2 separate regions of the Homo sapiens genome follow, and region 2 is linked to region 1. The links are chromatin loops, found by intact Hi-C in ENCODE. Cell type or tissue: Caco-2. All regions are shown on one strand. Links, peaks and the distances in the headings refer to the core of each region. The heading gives the core; the rest is flanking DNA.

What was found. A loop is a pair of places that touch in the nucleus more often than their neighbours do. Peaks named below come from ENCODE experiments on the same cell type or tissue, not always from the same donor. Only the 100,000 strongest peaks of a DNase experiment are listed, where the experiment ranks them.
Region 2: it touches region 1 in a loop (2.0-fold over the local background); 2 of 110 quality-filtered maps call a loop at or near these places.

The regions. Positions count from the first base shown.
Region 1 is chr14:82,851,381-82,859,731 of GRCh38, forward strand. No RefSeq gene overlaps it. Among named protein-coding and RNA genes, the nearest start is that of LINC02301, 210 kb to the left of the region's middle. In Caco-2, for the core only: a CTCF peak has its summit at 4,632 (motif pointing right); no DNase peak of the experiment used is centred there.
Region 2 is chr14:82,706,461-82,714,811 of GRCh38, forward strand. It overlaps LINC02301 (long intergenic non-protein coding RNA 2301), which reads left to right. Exons shown (of 6, transcript NR_146650.1): 6 at 241-365. Among named protein-coding and RNA genes, the nearest start is that of LINC02301, 68 kb to the left of the region's middle. In Caco-2, for the core only: a CTCF peak has its summit at 3,998 (motif pointing right); a DNase peak (open chromatin) is centred at 4,001.

The DNA of each region.
Region 1 (8,351 bases), core at 97-8,096:
TGAAGACTGGTTATTTCTAGCTGTTATGGCTGGCTTTGGGTGAGAGAGGCTCTAGTTTCTATGACTTTCTTTGGGGAAGGAAGAACCCTGGTTTGTGTGACTTGTGTCAGGGATGAAAGAGGGGTGGGAGACAGAAGAACAGGAAGGCAGAGAGAGACTTTGCTTCTGAGGCTGCTTCTGAGGCTTTCCAGTCTCCTTTATTTCAGAGTACTCAGGATGCCAAAGTGCTGCATTTTGGATATGATTTTCTGAGATCCAACAATAGACAGATAGGTGTATGGAAAGATAGATAGATAGACAGATAGATAGATAGATAGATAGATAGATAGATAGATAGATACATACATACATACATACATACATACATACATACATAGATACATAGAAACATAGATACGTAGATAGATGAGAGGGAGAGATGATAGACAGACAGACAGACAGATAGATAGATAGATTAGAAAAATAGCGTAGTAAATGAGTGGTTTGTGATGAAGCTAGCATTCAATACAAAATTTGGTGAACATGGCAGTTTATAATTTTTCTCATTGCTGCCCATCCTTAACCAGAATTTAGAAATGTCTGAGGTTGTGAAAGACTTTTAAAAATCAATGAAAACATCCCTCGATGGCACAGAATTATTTTTAAATAAGCTTCTGCAATTTTTGTTGTGTATAGTTCAAAATAAGCTTGGAGATTTTTTATCAAAATAATAAACTAATGCATTGTAAAAATCTTCAGCTCTTCAAGCTTTTAGCAAATTACAATTATTGGGGAAAAAGCATACAAATAGGAAGTCACTGAAAAGTATCTGCTCAAAGCAGGTGAGTAGCTAAATAAATAAAGAGGGAGTTTGAGTATATAAGATTTAATATTAAAATTCTATGGAGACTCTGTGGACTGTCTCCACCTAGGGACAAACTTTTAGTTTAAACTCTTTTTAAAATTAGATAAATTTCACATCTAATATAACATATAAAACTATAATATATTTTATATTATTGTATAATTTATAATATATAAATATATACTATATAAACTGTTGTATACTATATTTTATGTAATATATAAAATGATTCTGCTTTTTTAGTGTTTACATAGCAAAGATATTTTTAAATTTTGCTTTCATAGACTCAATTATATTATTTTTGTTTTTAGTTATAATTTTATCCTTGAAAATAGTATTTAAATAGAACTGTACAAGATATATGTAATATAATTGATAAATCATAATTAGAATATGACAAATATAAATTAAAAAGGAAATAAGTTTATAATCAATAAATCATTTGCAAATTAGTAATTTTTATTTTTAGCATCCCTATTTTACTCAAAGACTTGTCCAAATTTAGGTGATAATATAGTATTCTCTACATATAAACATCATACTGACAACAATCAGGAATACTAATCAAATAAAGAGTCTTATGAGGATAAAAGAAAGCCCAGTTATACCCATGTATTGAATTCTTTCTTGTCAGTTGTATCTTTATATAAATACTTTTTGGTACATTCTTGGAAGATGCAGGACAACCTTGCCTGCAAACGCTCTGGGTTCCTAGTAGCTTAATCTTGGGAGCCAGGTTAATAGGTCAATGTTCTTGCCAAACACATACATGACTTATTCTATTCACATTAACTGAATGTGCACATATTAATTGCATGTTAGTCATTTCTTAAGTACCAATTATATTATTTTGCTTTCTAACTTTACCAAGATAAAGATACACAATTCATTCCCAATTAAGGATTTTACTTACGGCACTTTTAGAGTCAGTGAACAGATCCTGGATATGTCAATCAGAAATGGCAAAGTGGAAATTCAGTAGCAAAACTGGAAAAAAATATTAGCCGTACTCTTGCCTTTCTATACAACCCATTTGCTTCTTCATGTGTCAGTTAGAAACCGTTATTTTTAATCTATGCTTTAGGATACATCCAGTTTATGGTTTAAGAAGAAAATTATTGTGGGTTTTTTTTCTCTTTTCTATTGAAAAATTCTTAGCTGACTTCCTCCACCCTCCTTAGAGTTTAGCTAGCAAGTCATTTTAGAACAAAAGTTTTGGTGAGCAAGTCTTATTCTAGCTCTTTTCGTTGGCAGAATACTTACACCGCTGAAGGCACCTCAGCCTCTGCTAACTACTGATTTTAATGGATTTTGTTGGCCATTCCCAGTCCATCTGTCTGCAATAAAACAAAGATTCCTTCAACCCCTATTGGAATTTCAGAGCTATGAAAAGTCAGAAAATACCAACTGGGAGATTACTTTACCTCCTTTTAGGGGATTAAAGATTAAAGTGTTCTTCTGGGATTAATTTATGTTCATCTAACATTTTGAATAGCTACTTTCCTCAAAACTCTGAAAAAAAAATCTCCTTTCCAGTGAAATATCCCCCTCACAAACACAAAGACATTAGAAAATAATAATGAAAAACATGGCCTAATGATCCCGTAAAGAGAAATACTGTAATAAGATCCAATCCATTCTTGAAAAGCTCTGAGATGACATCCTTGCTTCTCTTCTTCACTTGTTTTAGAGATACATATTCCATTTTAACCGTGCGCTTATTTAACTGTCCTCCAGTAAGAATGCAGTTATTATTTTCCTTCTGCATATCATTTTACCAGGAAACCAAAAGAGAACAGAAGGGTGTTAACTCTATGAATTCTTAGGCCAAATTCAAGTTATGTTTCTCATTCACTAACCAAGGTTATAATTCTGCAATATTTCTGCTCTCAATTCCTGATAGAAGGAATGCGGGAGAAATATTTTATTCTAAATTATCATGGAATTTCCAAAAATCTGTAAGCGGATTGTCCGAAGGCAGAGACACCGAGATCCTGGATGTTTAGAAAAAGTGTAAGTAGATTTCAACTGGTCTATTGTGACTGAGATTTTGAAAACAATTCCAGACTCCCTCTGACTTCCTTGATCCTTAACCTCTTCTCCACCACTGGGGGCAAAGTAGGCTCCCAGCTCCAGAGCTGTGAGCCTTTAGTTTCTGGAACACTTGCAGATTTAAGCTTAAGGAAAACAAATGCCAAGATGTTGTAGCTCCCATGATTTATTTCTTTATTCATTATTGTTAATATTTTTCTTCTCCATCATAAATGCCTAGAAACTGCCATATGAAATCTAAGGAATGTTATTACTCAAACAACAAAGGGAATAGAACAACTTAATGTATTTTATCATTTTACAGGAGGCAAACTAAACTGAATAAGTACCATGCATCATAAAAAGAACCATATTTTTTAAAAGCAAAATAGAGAGGTGCTAATAAAAATGAAGGCTTTTCTATTTCACTCAATCCCCTGCAGAGAAAGAAAAAAGGAAGCAATGAAGCTGAGGGGCTCTGCACTCTGAGCCAGGGATCCCGCACAGATGTCTAGGTATTGCTTTTCAGTTTTCCCTTCCAAGGTCAAGGGGGAAACATGCCTATATGGGACAGTTGAGACCTTCCTAAAGGTTTGGTGGATTATGTGAACCTATATCAGAGGACGAGGAGAAGGGGTGCTTGGGGCCAAGAATGTTCATTGCCAAAAGTCTGGTGCTCCTGCTGGGAGAGCCTGTCCTCAGTCTGGTAATCTCTCAGTTGACTTTTCCAAAGCAGCCCAGTGTCTGTGACTGTTGCCATTAGAAACACTGAGAAAATCCCGGCAGGGATTACCTTGCTAGCTGCTGATGAGTGAAGGAGTAATTAGGCACAAGTAGTTCCCTGACAGCAGCTGCAAAAAAGGCACTGGCTTCCTTCTGGAGAGAATTTCCAATGGCACTAATGTTATGACACACAGGAGATGCACTGCCCTCCATATGGAATGAAGCCAAGCCATCAAACTCATCTGATTTAGGACTGTGAACCTGAATTCCTATGGAGATCTCAAAAGAACAAGGTCAAGACTTCTAGTTTGAAGTAATTCAGCATGCCTTTTTCTACAGCTGCGGATTTCCTTCGGAATGGTCTTTAATGTTAGGACATCTCTGGGGTTCTGCTCATAAAAGAAAAAGACACAGATGTTTCTTTTAATGCCCTGACTACAGAGTTGATGAGTCAACTCGCCATATTCTGCATATTTAAAAACATGATGTGGATATTCTTTTAGGAAACAAAAATTCCAGAAGATGTCACTTAGTATTTTATATTAATGGTTTTCATTGGAGAATTACCTGATTAAATAGTGAAATAGACACGTGTGTTGCTGCTGATCTGCAAGCCACCAGGGACACAGAAGACAGTGGACAGTTGAAAAGAGCCAAGGACGAGGAAATATATCTGAGGATGGGACATACAAAGTGCAGCCAAGTCTGTGATAATGCCAGAAGGAGTTAATTCGAATTTCATATTCAAAAGGTTTTCTTTTATCTTTTCCTGAAAGAGTACAATAGAACAGATTTTTACCAATATAAAAGACAGAACCAAGTGTTGAATGGGAGTGTGCATATATGTGTGTGTTGAAGGCTGGCACTGAGACATAAAAGGTGTATTTATAAACAAAATTTGAGTAAGTCTCCCTCACTGGAAGAAATAATCAATTTTGGAGACAGAAAAATGAATATGCTGCTAATAGATTAACTTGATTTTCAACTTTACAAATGTCATTTCATATTTGGCCAGCAGGAGGTACACTTTGCAAAGGGCTCAATTATAAACTAGCCCTGTACAGTGGGCCTATAAATCAGCTTTGGTTGTAGTTTGAATTATGTTCTTAATCATGTAAGGATACTTTTGCTAGAAACTATTCTTTCTCGTATTTCTGGCAGTCTCTTTTATTTATGGGAATGCTGGAATCTGGCCAAAGCTTTTCTCCTAGGTAAAATGACAACATCTTAATTAGGAATGTTTGGTCTGTGGCTTTAGTTGCCAAAGAGCAGCCCCATTGTTCTAACACACAGACATCCATCATCAGTTCGCTCCCAATGCCTGTAGCCTAGTGGTAGAAGCACACGGCTGAAAGGCATCTGAGTCATTTTTTGGATTCTAGCCCTCATCTAGTTGTATGGAAAATGGCAATCACACTCTCTCTGAAGCTTAGCTGTGTCATCTTTCAAGTGGCTACCCCAGTTTCTAGCAGTTTTTTTGTCAAAGTTAAATAACTTTAAATCAAAGAAATCATTTTTTTAAAAGGACATGGAATTAAAAAAAGGTGGTATTAATATTATTATTATTTGAGATAATATATCAAAATTATCAGGTAAGTAATAAAGATGCTGTATTTTTATTCCAAATATTAATTCCTTAGACGTGTATAGAGAATCTGAATTTCTTGTGAGATAGGGTGGGGCTATGGTCTACTCATCTTTGAAGCCGCAGAGAAAGCATTACTATGGGCTCAAGAAATATTTGTAAATGCAAAAGAGAAGGCCACAGCAAAACAAAAGCAAGCAAAGAAGGTAACTAGAAAACTGCACTCAGAGAAAGCTACAAAATTCCCATTTTTAGAGGTGCATGTAGATGAAAAACTTTTTTACTGTTTTGGCTTCCAAACACAGCAACTGTAGCTCAAAATAAGAAAATGAGCAAAGATCTAAGAAATGTCTGAATACATTTTTCAAACATTTCAAATATAAACAAACAGACAATTGTTTCTCATTTTTATATATCTTCTCATGTAAGAATTTCTTAGGATGGTAAAAGAAACGTAAAATGAGTGTGTACGTGTGTGTGAGTGTATCTCTGTTGTGTGTGTGTGCTGTTGTAAATGTGAGACTGCTGTGTGTGTCACTGGAAGTAGGAAGAGCTCACAATTCAGGACAAATGTGAGAAAGTATTGGTCTGTCTCATATTTTAGTGATTTCAGAAATAAGGAAAAATCGGCCGGGCATGGTGGCTCACACCTGTAATCCCAGCACTTTGAGAGACCGAGGCGGGTGGATCACGAGGTCAGGAGATCGAGACCATCCTGGCTAACATGGTGAAACCTCGTCTCTACTAAAAATACAAAAAAAATTTAGGCGGGCGTGGTGGCAGGCACCTGTAGTCCCAGCTGCTGGGGAGGCTGAGGCAGCAGAATGGCGTGAACCCGGGAAGCAGAGCTTGCAGTGAGCTGAGATCACACCACTGCACTCCACACTCCAGCCTGGGTAACATAGAAAGACTCCATCTCCAAAAAAAAAAAAAAAAAAAAAAAAAAAGAAAAAGAAAAGAAATAAGCAAAAATTCAACACTCTGAAGTACACACCAAGCTACACGATTTGTGACAAAATCTTTTGATACTATGAAGATTGGCAGTTTAACTTCAAACTTTATTCAGAAGTATTTAAGTCATCAAGCCTGCTACCTTTGTCAAATTTCTTAGAAGTGTAAAGCAAGTGCTCTTAAGAAAGACCTGGGCAAATATAAATACCTAATCTGCTGCCACTAGGTAAAAATGCTGAATTCTGGAAGAGCTCCTAAATGATGCCCTGAGCCACAATAGAAAATGATGCAAAGATCAAAAACATTGAAATATGCTTTAGATTAAGAAGAACAACTCCTTATTAGCAGTGTTGTCAAATCTGGTACCACTTACCAGGATAGCAATAGCTAGTGAAATATAAGTACTACTTTCTTGAATCTAAAACATTTAGAAAGATAAAAACTAAAGGAAAGATGTCACTTCTGCTGTTCTTCACCCATTTCTGTTGATTGTGTTTTCAACAATTAAATGCCTGGCCACCTTTACCTTTTTCTGGAAATTAAAACAAAATATAATTGATAGCCTAAGTGTTCTCTGTTTTTTAAAAACTTCTTATTTTAAAGTAAGTCAACTCTTAAGAAGTTACACAAATAGTATAGCAAGTTGCTGTGTACAGTTCACCCCACTCTCCCCAGTGATCATATCTTATGTAATCATAATGCATTGTCAAAACCAGGAAATTGATATTGGTACAATTCTGTTAACTCAAGTATGGGCCTTCTTCTGATTTCACTAGTTTTTACATGTGCTCTTTTTCTCCCTCTTTTGGGAATCTTCGAGTTGCCTAAATCTCTGATTGGTTATCAGTAATAAATATCATGTGATACAGAAACAAATCATTGACCAGCAGTGACATTAAAATGAGCAATGCTAATGCATACACCCCATCTGTTTCCACTTCACAAGGTTTCTGACTTCAGTCTACTTAATCATTCCTACCCTCTACTCTCTTCAAACCTCCCCCACCAGCACCAGTATTCAGATAGCAACCGCCTAAAACAAGGTTTGACATTTTTGATTGTTTTATCTTTGATAAGCTCAAGGGGCCATTTCTACAAATTCTAGAGGCCCTTTCTGACACTAATAGTGACAAACTAAAGAAATGAACAATTTATAAATGTAAGAACAATATTTTCTTCTAACTTGTGGATATTTCTTCTAACAGTGACTATTTCTACTCGGAGAACACCTGGGTTCAACTTGCTAAGGAACAATGAATGTCATTATTTGGAATAGAAAAAGTAGTCTAAAGAGACTCTCCTATCACTGATTGAGCACCAGACAGTACTTTGGGAATGATCCTTGAGGAAGATATCCTTTAATTGTGTCATATTTTAAAGAGAGAGAGAGAGAGAGATTACCATCATTTGTAGACATTTAAAACATCAGTACATCATAGGTATTCTTGTGATTGAATTGTTAATAATCATTGCAATTAATCATATCATTAGAAGGATTTTAAAAGGCTTAATAAAGGGATCATGGACCATAGAGAAGACAGTGGATAGGTTAAAAAATCATCATTATACAAAAATGGAGGAAAAATAGACATGATCCCTAAAATAGTGTGATCTAGATTGATGATTTATCAAATTGGAGACGGACATCTCTTGGCCCATTTCTCTAAACTTCTTCAGCAGGAAAGAGAACAAGGCCACTTTTCACAAGCTACCAGCTGGTGATATAAAAGACAAAAAACTGGACTTTTTAAAGATAAATGTCCGAATATTTTTTAAACTCCTGGAACACTAGAGCACCTTTTGGGAGACATATGATCTCCTTTAACTACCTATATATCTAACAAAGACAGAATTATTAGAAGGGATAGCAATAAATCATTCTACCTTCTTAACCCTACTTTCCCCAAGCCTAGACCAGTCTAGTTAATAGCATCTATTTTCACTTCATTCCCTCTTCTATAAATGAAACCAATATTATTGGACTCTGGCAAGTCTAGGTGGGTAGTTGTTGCTGGAAGAGAGGCAACATCAAGTTAGAGGACCTACAAGGTTAGGTTTATGACTGTGCAACATTTAAGTTGTTTTGACAACATATATTGCCAGGAGCCTACAAGTAACAAAAGAGAATACATAGCTTTGTAGAGAGATTTTGACCTGTAATACATAGAAATACTAAAGAGTACTTCTGATGAGGTAGCATGAAAACATTCATGCCAA
Region 2 (8,351 bases), core at 79-8,078, 140 kb before region 1:
TAGTCAACAGTGTTTTTTGAAAATGTTGAAATTATTCTAGATTTTATTAGAATTCTAGTGTCCTCCTTGCCATAAAGAGAACAAGGTCATTCACCAAAACTTTTTTTCTTCTCATCATATAGTTCTAACAATCAAACTTAATGCTTCTTTGGAAAGAAAAATGAGCAAAAATATAGTTAACTTACTTCATTTTGCTGGTTTCTGTTTCCTGTTACACTGGTACTCTTCTTTTCTTCCTAGACAGTTTCTTTCATTCTTTTCTCTCAATTATGGAACCCCTGACTTGCAACTGACCTGGGCCCAGTGAAAGCTAATAGTTCCAATCCTGGCTCTTTGCCCAGTTGCATCAAAGAAGACCACACAGTGTGTACCTTTCTTGGAAGAACGTTTAGAAGCAAAATTACGTGAGTTAAAAAGCAACAATCTTTTTAAAATTCCTCATGTTTGTTTCAAATTGCATAGTAAATTTTGCCAGACATAATATTAAAACCAAGTAATTTGCTTTAACCAAAAAGAACAAGATGGTAATTACTAAAGCAGATACCAATGTATAGGAAGAAACATCTACAACATTCAGTTTAGAGCAAAGAGATATTTCCAGTTAAGTTGTCCAATTAAGAAAAATATAATTGATACTTGAAAAAGAAGAACATAGTTGGAAGGCCCACAGTTCCCAATTTCAACACTTACTACAAAACTGCAGTAATCAAGACAGTATGGCACTAACATAAAGTAGACATATTGGTCAATGGAGCAGACTTGAGAGTCCAGAAATAAACCATTGTCTTCTTGGTGAATGAAGTTTTAACAAAGACATCATGAGAATTAATTTGGGGGTAATATAGTCTTTTAAACAAATGGTACTGGACAACTGGATAACAACATACAAAAAATGGAGTTGGACTTCTTCCTTATGCTAAATACAAAAATTAACTCAAATGGGTTATAGACCTAAACGTAAGTGCTAAAACAAAAAACACTTAGAAGAAAATGGAGGAATAAATCTTTGTGACCTTGGTTCAGGCAGTGTTTTCTCTATACCAAAAACACATGTTAAAAATATATATGTGTGTGTATATACATATATATATATATATATATGCACGTTAAATATATATATATATTTAAAAGCACATGTTATATATATATAGAACTTGATCAAAACTAAAACATTTTGTGCTGCAAATTGTATAATCAAGAAATGAAAAGATAAACCCACAGAATGGGAGAAAATATTTGCAAATTACATGTCTGGTAACGGATTAGCATCTAGAATACATAAAGTATTCTTACAACTCAATAACTAAGAGATATATAATCCAATTTTACCCAGTAGGAAGGTTATAATGAAAAAGATTGACAATGACAATGCTGGAGATTATATGGAAAAAGTAGAACTCTCACATAATACCTGTAGGAATGTAAAATACTGGAGCTTATTTGGAAAACAGCTGGCATTTTCTCGTAAATTTAAACAAAGAGTTATAATATGACTAAACTGTTTCACTCTGAGGTATACACTCAAGAGAAATGAAAAACGTATCTATGAATGCTCACAGCAGCATTATTCATAGTTGCCAAAAAGTGAAATAGCCAAATGTCAGGCCAGGCACGGTGGCTCATGCCTATAATCTCAGCACTTTGGGAAGCTGAGGTGGGATGATCGCTTGAGGCCAGAGTTTAAGACCAGCCTAGGCAACATGGCAAAACCTCATCTCTACAAAAAATCCAAAAATTATCCAAGCATGGTGGCTTGCACCTGTGGTCTCAGCTGCTCAGGGGGCTGAGGTGGGAAGATCACCTGAGCCTGGGGAGGTTGAAGCTGCAGTGAGCCATGATCGTGCCTCTGCACTCCAGCCTGGATGACAGAGTAAGACCTTGTCTAAAAAATAATAATAATAAAATAAAAATTTAAAAAAGCCTCATGTCTATTCTGTTATGTGATGAATGGATAAATACAATGTGGTGTATACATACAAAGAAATACTTTTTTCAGACATTAAAGCAGTGAAGTACCTGATACGTGCCACTACATGGGTGAATCTCAAAGTCTTTATGCTAAGTAAAAGAAGCCTGTCACAAGAGACTATATATGGTATGATTCTATTAAATTAAATATGTAGAAAAGCACATCTATAGACAAGAAAAGTAGATTGATGGTTCCCTAGGGATAGGAAAGGGTGGTGGGAAGGGGATGGGAGAGAAGATGGGGGAGTGGTTGCCAATGCGAGTGGGGTTTCTTTTTGGGGTGACAAAAATTTTCTGAAGTTAGATTTTGGTGATGGCTGCACATCTCTGTGAATATACTAAAAACCTCTGAATTCTGCAACTTTCAATGGCTGAAATGTATAGTATGTGAATGATAGCTCAATAAAGCCGTTTTTTGAAGAAGAGTAAGATGGAATTGACTAAGTTAGCCACCAATACACAGAAAAAATTAGGCACAAGATTTATTTCAAGCAAACAAGTACTTTTAGTGTAGTTGTCCAATTAAGAAATAAACATTTGACCACTTAAAAAGTTGAATAATAAGTAATTACTTTCTTATCTGTGGAACAGAAATTTGATTTTCATTGCCACTGTCATATAACTGTGTATATTTCAGGCAGGTGCAAATAAAAAGTATAACTTGACCATTCCAACTGTTCAAGTCTGTTAAATACCATAGGATTCAAAATGGATGCATTTACAATTTAACTGATAGACGGATAGATAGATAGATAGATAGATAGATAAATAGGTACATAGATCAACCAAAATAAAAGGAGTGCCTATGTAATCAATCCTAAAGTATTATTTTTGAGATCCCTCTGAATTCTAATTTTATTTAATATGTTTATTTTAAATGCTCTGTAGGAAATATTTCCATTGTCACATGGATTCACTTTTATCAGCATAGAAATATCAGGGCTGATGTAAAATCTTGTGAGAAAATATGTAATTCTGACACCCATGTAACATATAGGTTAAAAAAAGGAAAAACACCTTTCTCAAGAGAACAGTTTCCCCAGAATTAAAAAAGGCATTAATTTCAGCTTCAAATTAGTTGTTCCGAGTCTGTGTTTTGCTACATGGCATGAGGCCAGTTGCAAGAGCATTTGCCTTTCTTTCACAATGTGTTGAAAACTGGTTGCATCCAGAATTGGAAGATTACACAAAGCTGATGGAAAAATGATTAGCTGCCTTAATACATATGCAGCTCTTACAGTTTTTTGAGGCACATTAATAACCTAGAAACTGTTGAGACCCTGGGTATGTTGACAGAGAAATCCTCTTTTTTTCCTGCAAAATTCCTGTTCATTGGCTCTTCAGTGTGTGAATCCATGTGCTATTAATATAGAAAAAAGAAATTCAACTCTTCTTCAATTTAGCATTAATGAAAAACAGAAGAGAATACATTTGACTATCTATGAGCCACTGTTTCAAAAGAGAGAAAGAAGATAGATTATACTAGTTGCAAAATGCAGTTTCTGTTTAATATTTTGAGCCAGATGAACCTCATTACCTACATATTAAGTAAGGTCTAGGACTAAAACTCAACTATACTTGAAACTATGCTTGATATAAACCAGTAAATATTTCAAAGAACTTCCCTCCACCTTCACCGCAGAAGACCAACTGGCATAAGTTAACAGGTGTTTTGCTTTGGTTTAATTTCTCCTTCCACAGTTATGAACCCACAGGCCTGATGTCTCCAATATGTAGACACACACACACACACACACACACACACACACACACACACAATTTATCCTTGATTTCACCAGGGATACAGAAACATTAACACAGAAAATGGTGAAACTCATTTACCTGAAATAAATTCCTTAATGTAATACATCATTTGTTACTGCCCTTTATTTGCATGTCTTGGATCCAAAAGAACTGTCTGCATCACAAAATTTCCCTCTTAACCTGGGACTAAACACATCACATCCCTGGGAGACAGAAGGAGGGGTTTGAATAGTACCACCAGTAGAGGGCAGTGGCGTACCATGCACAAAACTTGGCTGGAGCGAATGCCTCCAAACTTGCCTTGCAACCTGTAGTTAATAAAAACTGGGCAGGAGAGCAAAGTAAGTGGGTTTAGATTTATTTCAACTACATAAGCAAGAAAGTTATATAGCTCCCCGAGAAAACTCCATCTGTGGAATTCACAGCAGGGCAAAGTGTGCTAGTGATCAAAGGCTACGGCTCAAGCTTTAAATCATTGTTGCTCCAGAGGCCATTTTCCTCACACTCCTAACCTCTGCCCATGTGGAGAAACTTTTGAAGACAGGCCCAAGTGATTTTATATTTTTAATAACAAAAAGAGGGTTGACTTTTTGATATCTGGTTGGGATAAGTGGACAATTTGTAAAAGAAGATCTAAATTCAGAAGATATGGACTCTCTACAAGCAAGATGAAAATACACGGATTATTGTACCAGCTTTGCTATTAACAAGTTGTGTGATTTTAGATGAATCTCTTAACTTCTCTGAAACTCAGTTTCAATGTTAAAATGTGAACTGCATGAGACAATTATGAAGGCAACTCCAGCTCTAATATCCTATGATCGTTTATCTCCGATTTGGGGAGTCACCATCAGCCTCCCTCGCATTACACTCTGAAAACGCATAGAATTGCATGTTTAATATCCTTTGAATAGGTGACATAGGAAGTGCATCTAAGGGACAGTGAAGTGCTATTAATTTTTCAATGATAAAGAGATGAGGTTAGATTAGATTGAAGAGAAGTCTACTCTGTCTACCCACCACTTTGTTTTTTTTCTCTCTCTTAAGTGTTGCTTCCACATAACTTGCCTGAAAGCCAAATTCAGACATGTCTATCTGACCGCACTCTGGGAACATTACCTCAAATATACATTTCATTAAGATTATATTCATTGATTTTTTTTATCATTTAATAATTTGCTAGTATTTAAAGCTTAAGAAGCTTATCATAAGAATCTTGATTTCTGGCTTTTGATAAAAAAGCAATCAAATGAACAGATGCCAGACAGCCCTGGGAACTCATTCTCACATAGCAAACAATTGCCGAAGCTGAGGGATGCTGTTCCATTTGGGGTCATTCTCCTTGTTTCACCTGGAATCTTCTTGCTGTAGACTTCTCACTCTTAAGTGGCCATTCCTGTCCACTGTATGCATTATAAGTGATCCTTGGATGGACACCGATAAGAAAGTCTGGTTTTGGCTTCTATCATTTGCAAGAAATTTTGCTCCTATTTTCTTCAGTTTCTTGATGGAGTTGTATTGCTGCTCAAAGACTTCCCCCTCCCTCTTTACTTTGTTTTTTTCTACCTAATGATATCTGATACTAGAGGTACTAGCTTACAGGTTTAAGGTATCCCTATTCCCATCAAACAATAATATACACCTTCATTTTGCCAGCATTTCAGTGAAAAGTTCTTAAAAACAAAAGCCTTGGTGTTCTGAAACAAACAAACAAACAAACAAAACACATTAAGAACAATGGAACTTATTGGGTTCAAAAAACCCAACAGTTAGCTCCACAAATCTTACCACCCAGACCATCTATACTCAAATAACAATAGCAAATACTACAAAGATAGACATCATTTACTGGTTACCTATTATGTGCCAATCTTGTGCTAGTGATTTTTAAAGTCTTTATTTTAAAAATGGAGAAATCCAACCTCTGGAAGGTGTATTGATTTGCAATGACATGAGACTTGAGGAGTGAACGGGAATTTAGATACATAAAGTCCAATCTTTATTTTACAGATGAGGAAACTAAACCCAAAGATGCTAAGATTTTACAATGGATGTCGCACTATATAGCTCCAGTGAGCCGATTTGAAATACTGAAGTTGGTTTGCTTGCCCTATCATTAGGCATTCTATCTTACTAATTTCCTGTTGTTATTTATGCTTATGCCCATCTTTCCTAATGGATGGTTAGAGCCTTTTGGGGACATGGACTATCCATTATTAATCCGTGAATCCACTTTAGTGATTCTTGTTCAACTTGCCCCATGATACTTAGTGGTAGTAAGTCCTATGATGCCCAGGTACTACACCAGGGCAGATATCCAGATGCTGTGGCAGACAGCCAAGTGGCTGCTATGACAAAGACTGCAAAGCCAAATGGAACATTTGATGGGGGCATGGCAGGGGCCCCAGAGATGACAGCTGTGCACACAGTTTCCGCTGAAATTTTCAAGCACTTTTGGGAAGTAAAAAGAGACTAAAGTGACAATATTTGCAAACAAAATGCCCTGCAGGCTTATTCCAAATATCCAAGCTGCCATGCTGGAAACAAGCAGAGTTCGTTAAGAGAAACATCCACCGGTCACCCTTTCAAGCCTCATTGACTTTTATGCACAAAATGAAGGCATACATGAGGATGGTGAAGTGATAGAGCCAGCAAGTAAGTAGGAGAGGAATCACAGACCACTGCAGGGGTTTTAATTAGTGCTGGACTTTGAAAAGCAGAATCAGGGTTCCATCCAAGTATGCACTTCTCCCATTATGAATGTATGAGCATCAACACATTTCCCAAATAATCTAGTAGTCTTGAGTGGCTTCAAGGACAGTACAAGCAAGGTGAAATTAGCTCTGAGAGGAAATATTCAACTTTAAAGAGGTTACAATATATTAACCAAGGAGTTTCTTATTCTACTTTCTGCAAATTTTCTGCTGGTGTCTAACACTCTGCTTGACACACAGCAAGTACCTTATGCACAGAAGGCATTCCCAAATTCAAGGACTGGGAAGTACTTTTATTTTTATGGACTACAATATTGAATACTTCAAACCACTAACATGATCCAGATTACACAGTTTGTGTCAGGGTTTAAATCTTAGTCTCCTAAATTCAAATGAAGTCTGTTAGTTCCTAGATGCCATATGTACTGCATTACTAGGAATGAATAGCATGAAAACTTTGTAATGAATGTTTTAAAAAAGACCTAGGGTACTCATCTTCTTAAAGGCCTTTGGTTCCAAAAGAAAAGTTTGACCATTTGTTTGGAATAAAATGCAAGTCCAACACCATTTTCTCAGATTATCCCATTTTAGTCCACCTATTTGGATGGCTATAACAAAATGCCATAAACTATGTGGCTTATAAAGAACAGAAATTATTTCTCAGAGTACTAGAGGCTGGACTGTCCAAGGTCAAGGTGCTGGCAGATTCAGTGTCTAGTGCGGGCTTATTTCCTCATAGGGAAAGACTTTATACTTCCCTTTCATTTCTAATTAGATAGGCATTATAAAGAAGAAACTCGTAGTAAATAACCTGTGGTCAGCTTCTATTTACCTGCTCTGTGACCTTAGGCAATACATTAACCTCTCTGTGCCTTACTTCTTGAGCTGTAAAGTTGTGATCATAAAAATATGTACCTCATATTTTTATGAGGTACATATTTTACACTAACCATACGGTTAGTGTAAAGATTAAATTACGTATATACATTTAAATTAAATTATGTATATACATAAAAGATTAAATTACATATATACATTTATATAATAAATTAAATATAATATATATGCACAATTTAAAACAGTGCCTGGCACATAACTATTATTAATATTAACAAATAATTATAGATTTTAAAATAAGTTAATTTAACAAAATTTAAGATGAACAAGAGCTGATTTAGATTACTTCTTCAGAAAAGCTTTCAGACTCTGCTGTAAGTCATCACAGTTAATGACCAAACAGCTCATTTATTTCCATTTTTTTGAGTTACATTATCTATTTTTGCAAAAACATGTGAACTATTCTGGAGCAGAGAAGTTTGCTCTATGGTAAGAGGCTAGAGAATTTCCTCAGCTACTCAGGACTTACTTTAATTTTACATTAGGCAATGAAAGTCAAGAAGATTGTTCCAGGGACTGAAACATGTGACTCCACAGGGTACAGAAGAGTGGATCTTTGTGGAGGGGGTGAATATTTTTGGACATTCTAAAATTACACTTGTGTTCAAAGAGTGTTCTACTCTACAAATACGCCAACACATTTTCTTTAATAAAGCAGTAGTTCTGAGTGACATTAACAATGATACAGCATGAGACATATATACATCGTAGAATATTGTGCATTCATAAAAAAGAATGAGTTCATGTCCTTTGCAGGGACATGGATGAAGCTGAAAACCTTCATTCTCAGCAAACTAACACAGGAACAGAAAACCAAACACCACATGTTCTCACTCATAAGTGGGAGTTGAACAATGAGAACACATGGACACAGGGAGGGGAACATCACACACTGGGGCGTGTCAGGGGGTCGGGGGCAAGGGGAAAGATAGCATTTGGAGAAATACCTAATGCATTTTGGGCTTAAAACCTAGATGATGGGTTGATAGGTGCAGCAAGCTACCATGG